Linked DNA regions of Homo sapiens: region 1 is linked to region 2. A link is a loop called in an ENCODE intact Hi-C map of the cell type or tissue named here. Cell type or tissue: adrenal gland. All regions are shown on one strand. Links, peaks and the distances in the headings refer to the core of each region. The heading gives the core; the rest is flanking DNA. Region 1 overlaps NEK7 (NIMA related kinase 7). Region 2 overlaps NEK7 (NIMA related kinase 7).

What was found. Hi-C counts contacts between places; a loop is a spot of excess contacts. Peaks named below come from ENCODE experiments on the same cell type or tissue, not always from the same donor. Only the 100,000 strongest peaks of a DNase experiment are listed, where the experiment ranks them.
Region 1: it touches region 2 in a loop (2.2-fold over the local background); 12 of 110 quality-filtered maps call a loop at or near these places.

What each region holds. Positions count from the first base shown.
Region 1 is chr1:198,263,560-198,266,492 of GRCh38, forward strand. NEK7 (NIMA related kinase 7) reads left to right here. Exons shown (of 10, transcript NM_133494.3): 5 at 566-676. Among named protein-coding and RNA genes, the nearest start is that of NEK7, 110 kb to the left of the region's middle. RefSeq lists a silencer at 1,460-1,754. In adrenal gland, for the core only: no CTCF peak of the experiment used is centred there; no DNase peak of the experiment used is centred there.
Region 2 is chr1:198,173,679-198,176,611 of GRCh38, forward strand. All of the region lies in intron 1 of NEK7 (NIMA related kinase 7), which reads left to right. Among named protein-coding and RNA genes, the nearest start is that of NEK7, 18 kb to the left of the region's middle. RefSeq lists a silencer at 2,247-2,306. In adrenal gland, for the core only: no CTCF peak of the experiment used is centred there; no DNase peak of the experiment used is centred there; H3K27ac peaks cover 1,146 bases.

The DNA.
Region 1 (2,933 bases), core at 220-2,719, 90 kb after region 2:
TTCTACAAGGTAAAATTTTTCTTAGGGATGATTTTATGAATTGGCTCACATGAATAAGTCCTGTATGTTATTTGATATAAAAGCAATAGTTAGATATAGTATAGTAGGTACCAGCTGTGTTTTGTCTACTAGCTGGAGTTATTCTAGGACCAACCATAACTTCCAAGTAGGAGTAAAAAGGGATACTTTATTTATCATTGAGTGTTCCTAAATGAAAGTTCTCATTTTGAGGATGTAATTTTTAGCAGTTGGCGACCTAATTCTATCATTTACTTCTTGCATCTGTTGATATGCTTATTGGGCATAGCAGTACTTTTAAATTAAGATTTAAACGTAAAATATATTCTTTCTAATAAAGAATATTAAGATAAATTAATTTATACCTAGTTTTACTTTTAATAATTGTAATATTTGTTTCACAATTCACTAAAGAAAAGTATACTGTCATGTTAAGATTTCTGTAATTTAAAAAATACGGTGAAGTTTGTTCTTAAGTACAAAACTATAAGTGACTCTTGGATATTTACAGTAAGAAAACTTTCTGATGCCTGTTTTATTTTCTCAGCAACTCAACCATCCAAATGTAATAAAATATTATGCATCATTCATTGAAGATAATGAACTAAACATAGTTTTGGAACTAGCAGATGCTGGCGACCTATCCAGAATGATCAAGGTAAGTTTTGAAAAAATTGTCTTAATGTTTTGTTTTGTTTTTTTTTCTAATAGAATTGTCTGTTAAACACATAGGGATATTAGATATTTTAAACTAAAGACCTCAATGCAAAGCTTATCTGATAGATATGTAACAAATAGTAGATGGTTAGTGATCATAATTCTGAAACTGGTTTACTTGGTGATGTTTACACTGATCAGCTTAAATATCTAAACACCCCAAAACCAACTTGGAAAGAGGCCAAGATACTTGTCTTCTGTAAGTTGAGTTAAAGTTTTGCTGTTTGATTCTCTGAGCAGACCATGCTTGATCCTGTGTCTCTGGACATGAGTAAAAGGAGGTAGAAAGAGACTCTAGAGCAGCTTGACCTGTTTCTTGGGGGGGAATCCATCAAAGAAAGTGGGATTTGCAGTCAGACCTTGGATATCAACCCCACATAAAAGTTGTTTAACCTTCTTTTCTAAGGGCATATTAATTCATAATTAATATAATTAAGTTGTTTAACCTTCTTTTCTAAGGGCATATTAATTGGGTTTAAGTTCAGCTGCAATTAATAGAAACCCTTAAATAATAGTAGCTTAAAAACTGTTTGTCCTTGGGCCAGTTACTTCTCTGTGTCACATTTTCTAAAAAACACAGTAATAATAGAACCTACTTTATAGGATTGTTGTAATGATTGAATTAATTAGTATTTATTAAGAGCTTAGAAGAATGCCTCACACATTGTAAGGCTATGTAAATGTATCTGCTGCTGCTATTATTATTGTTATTGTTATTATTTCTCTGTCACATAAAAGTCTGGGGCTAGTATGGTAGCTCTGCTCTATCAAGAGTATTTTAGAGACCCAGCCTATTTCTAGCTTATCAAGTCACACTAGGCTTGAAGGGACAAAGAGTACATGCTGGCTTTATCTTAAAGCACATTCCTGAGTGCTGCCTGTCACACAACATTTTCAACTTCATTCCCTTGGCCAGAATGTACTCTCATGAACCTATCTAGCTGCAAGGAAGGCTGGAAAAGAAAGTCTTCATTCAGCTGGCCATATGCCCAGCTAAACTTCTGTTACTATGGAAGACAAGTTGAACCATCTAGAAACAAACAAGAATAACCGAATGAGAAAAACAAAAGCTATTTATTTGAGCTTGCTGTAGCAAGGGAGTCAGCCAGTCATCACTTGCATCTTGGCAGAGAATTAAAAGCAAGCAAAGGAATGAAAGGTTCATAGAGGGAAGAAAAGGGAAGCCTTTGGGTATGCCCTGATGGGAGGCTGCTGACATAGAGAAGCTATAGACCGGCTGACTAGAAACAGGACGTCCTTGTGATTGGTTAGGAGTACATATTTGGCTTTCTCTGGTTGGTCCTAGTTAGAGGCAGAGACAAAATTAGGGAAGCTGTCAGTTATTAATCAATTGTTATAGAAGTTACTGTTTAGCTTCCTAGATTGTCACTAGAGGTAGCAGTCTGGCTTCCTGCAAGTCTAACTTATAGCACGCTGGCTTCCTGCATTGTTTAGTGTAGATAAAGAGTTGATTTCCTGGGCAGGTAGGAAAGATTGATATGTGGTTGGATATATGTACATACATTAGTACATATGCCTTTAAATAGATGGATGGATATGTGTACATACATTAGTACATATGTCTTTAAAAAGTATACATATAAACATACTATATATTATGTTACTTAACCATCATAATAAAACTATATGACAGGTATTACTGACCCAATTTTATTTATATGGTCCTTCCTTTTTCTCCCTCACTCCCATGTCCCAGAAATAACCTCTAACCTTTACGTGCACAAAACCTTCCCAACTTTACTTACTATCTTTATACCCATTTAAATATAAGAATATATACTAATACATTTATTCTTTCTCAGACACATCACGATTTATTTTATTACTTTGTTAATAATTGGATTGTTTTCATTTTTTATTCTTACAGAGAAATCTCAAGTACAAAGCCTTATCTACATCAATACAACTATATCTATACATACTCTATTGTCTATTTCTATTACATAGATTCATATAAACATTGCCGAGTAAGAGTATGCACATTTTAAATGATAATAGCTATTGCCAAATTAGTCCCTTAAATAGTTAGTACCAATTTGTAGCTTTTAAAAAATAGCTCTAGATTTTATTTTTTCATTTATTAGACATTTACTATGTGCCAGGTGCATGGTTCATGGCTTTTTGGAACTCATCATCCAGTGGGAGAAACAGGCATTTGACTAATACTAATATAAAAC
Region 2 (2,933 bases), core at 277-2,776:
GTTTCTGAAAACAAAATTTAACTGCTGTCAATTATATAATTTCATTTTGAAAGCCTATAGTCAGTATTAATTAGATTTTCATTTATTTGGTCATATTTTTATATAAAAAACTTTATAATTAAAGTTTTTTTTATAGAACATCGTAGATAGCTTTATCAGCATAACATTATGTTATTCCTGCTTTTAATTTTTCTTATTCTTTGGATAGTATTTCCATAAAGTCATAGTTTTACATGTAAGTGTGCCAGAGAAAGTACATTTGTTTCTAGTATATGTTTATGTTTGTTAAAAGACATTCACACAGAGTTTGGCATGATTTTATAGTCTGTGCTCAAAAGAGCAAGAGAGAAATTGCAAGATAGTGCAGGTCAGAATTGAAATAATTTGGCAGAGTTTGGTGAGAAAGCTTGCTTAGCAGCTGCCTAGGTTAACTTTGCACCATCCATTCAAAGCATAGTTCAGTTCTGAGATATAAAAATATATAACCAATTAAATTTAGTTTCCCAGAGGTAAATTTTAAAATGTAAAATATAACTTTGATTTACCTTGTAAGTACATTGAAACATCTTGTTATTAAGTACAAGGATAGTTTTATATTTATGAGGCAGTGGCTTTTATATACTTCCTTTTTTCCTTCCTTTCTTAATTTTACGTTTTTGAAATCTTAATTTGCATTGACGTTTATGCTTGGTAAAAAAAAAAATCTCAAAGGTACAAGTATTATGCTTCGTTTCTTGTGTACGTGGGGAGGTGGGTAGGAGGGGGAGGAAGGCAGTGAGTTTTCCAAGAAGTAAAGTAACAGACTAAATTTCTGTTGCTAAACATCGATTGTGTCCTACTAACCTAATTATACATTAAATAGACTCTTGTTATGACTAACTCAGGTCCTAAGAATGCAGTCAGGGCCTAAGTGGGGCTTAGTGAAAAAGTTCATTGCAGAGGACATCAGAAGACCTGAGCTAGAGTCAGTCATTGCTTTACCACTGAGATCAGGGCCTCAGTTTCCTTGTCCAGTTTTCAGCAGCATCAAGAGGAATAATGGATAGGAAAGCATTGTGTTTTTTTTTGTTTTTGTTTTTTGTTGTTTTTTTTGGGGGGGGACAGGGTCTTGCTCTGTCACCCAGGCTGGAGCATTGTGGCAGGATCATGGCTCACTGCAGCCTCAACCTCCTGGGCTCAAGTGATCCTCCCACCTTACTGACCAAGTAGCTAGGACCACAGGTGTGAACCACCTTACTGGGCTAATATTTTAATTTTTTGTACAGATGGGGGTCTCATTGTGTTGTTTAGGCTGGTCTCAAACTCTGAGACTCAAGTGAGCCTCCCACCGTGGCTTCCCAAAGTTCTAGGATTACAGGCATGAGGCACTGTACCGTGCCTGTTAGGAAAGCTTTTAAAACTACTTTATGGTTTATTGTAAACTGTAGTATGTAAATAAGAGAGGATTTTGAAAGTTCAGGAATAATCAATGCATAGAACAGTGTCTGTAATAGAGTAGGTATGCAAAAAATATTTGTTAAATGAATAAATATGAGCAGTTGATAAGTCTTTCTATAAGGATTAAATGTAAAACCATGTGTTAATTTTGAAAATTCCATTAAATTTTTCTTTTATTTAAATGTGTTTTTCATTTTTTGTGTGTGATTTTTCTGTTATTGAGTACTTGTTACAGACCAAAGGCTTTTAAAAACAAATGACCTTACCATAAATAATTCATACTAATGAAAGTATTTCCAAGTACTAGCCTGTATTCCATAAGGCCTTATCAACTTCGTTATGATAAAATTCATACTATGAATTATTTAGTACAAGGAATTCAGTAGAATGTTTTTTAAATCTGGTTTTGAAGATGGGGCCAAGCTATTTATCTTAGCTCTTTAAATCAGTTTGGTTGTCATGATTTTTCTAGTATTACAGCTGAATGATTAGCTTAGTGAGCATGTGCTTTTGCCAGACTTTAGTTGTTGCTATGTGACTAACTGAATGACATATAAAAACATGAGGGGAATTTGTAATAGCATTCTGTGTCCACAGTTAACCTAAACAAATACAAAGTCTATCAAAAGCTTTTTGGACATACTTTAAAAGGGCCGAATAAGTATCATTTGTCTTTCACATGCTTGTAGGGAAACTCTTCGGTAAAGATAAGCAGAAGAAATAATACTATCTTGCATTTGTGTGCTGCTTAAAACTCTTGAGAACTGTTCTTCCAGCCATTCTTTTACAGTAGAAAGTGCCCTGATTTGATTTGTTGTTTCAGAGATAATGATGTGAGACCTTGCTCTGTCTTCTCATGCTATGTACTCATTATGAACCTTCCTTTAGAGGGGAGGGAACTGAGACACAGGGCGGATATGTTGTCTTTAATCGAAAGCAGGTGCTCATGTGAATTTAAACTAAGGTTTCCTGATGGTTAGACCTGTAGTCTTTTAATCTCTTGTTTTGTTTTCTAACTGTGTTTAGTTATTCAACAAATATTTATTGGATCTTCATGTGTGCCGAAGGTATAAAAATGAAGAGCAAATAGATTCAGCCCTTGAGTAGTAGTTGCTAATACATAGGTAATGGGTAGGGCCTAAGGTGGACAGACAACTGATTCATTTAAATACATGAGACAAATGCTTAAAATACGTATTTTAAAAAAGGCTACCTGAGTACCAAGCAAGGTTGACCAGGCTGACTAGCTGGGTTGAGTATTTCAGTATGATGCCATTGTCTGTGTCAGAGGCACATAGGTATTAAATAACTTGGCATTTGGAGGAAGTATAAGTGGTTCACATTAAGGCCAGAGTATGGTACTTATGTGGGGGAAAGTAGCTGGCAAGTAAGGAGTGAGGTTGAGGAGATTATGTTTTATTCATTAAAGAGTTTTAAGCAGGCTTATGACATAGATTTTCATCTTAGATTTATCATATATATATATATATAATGGG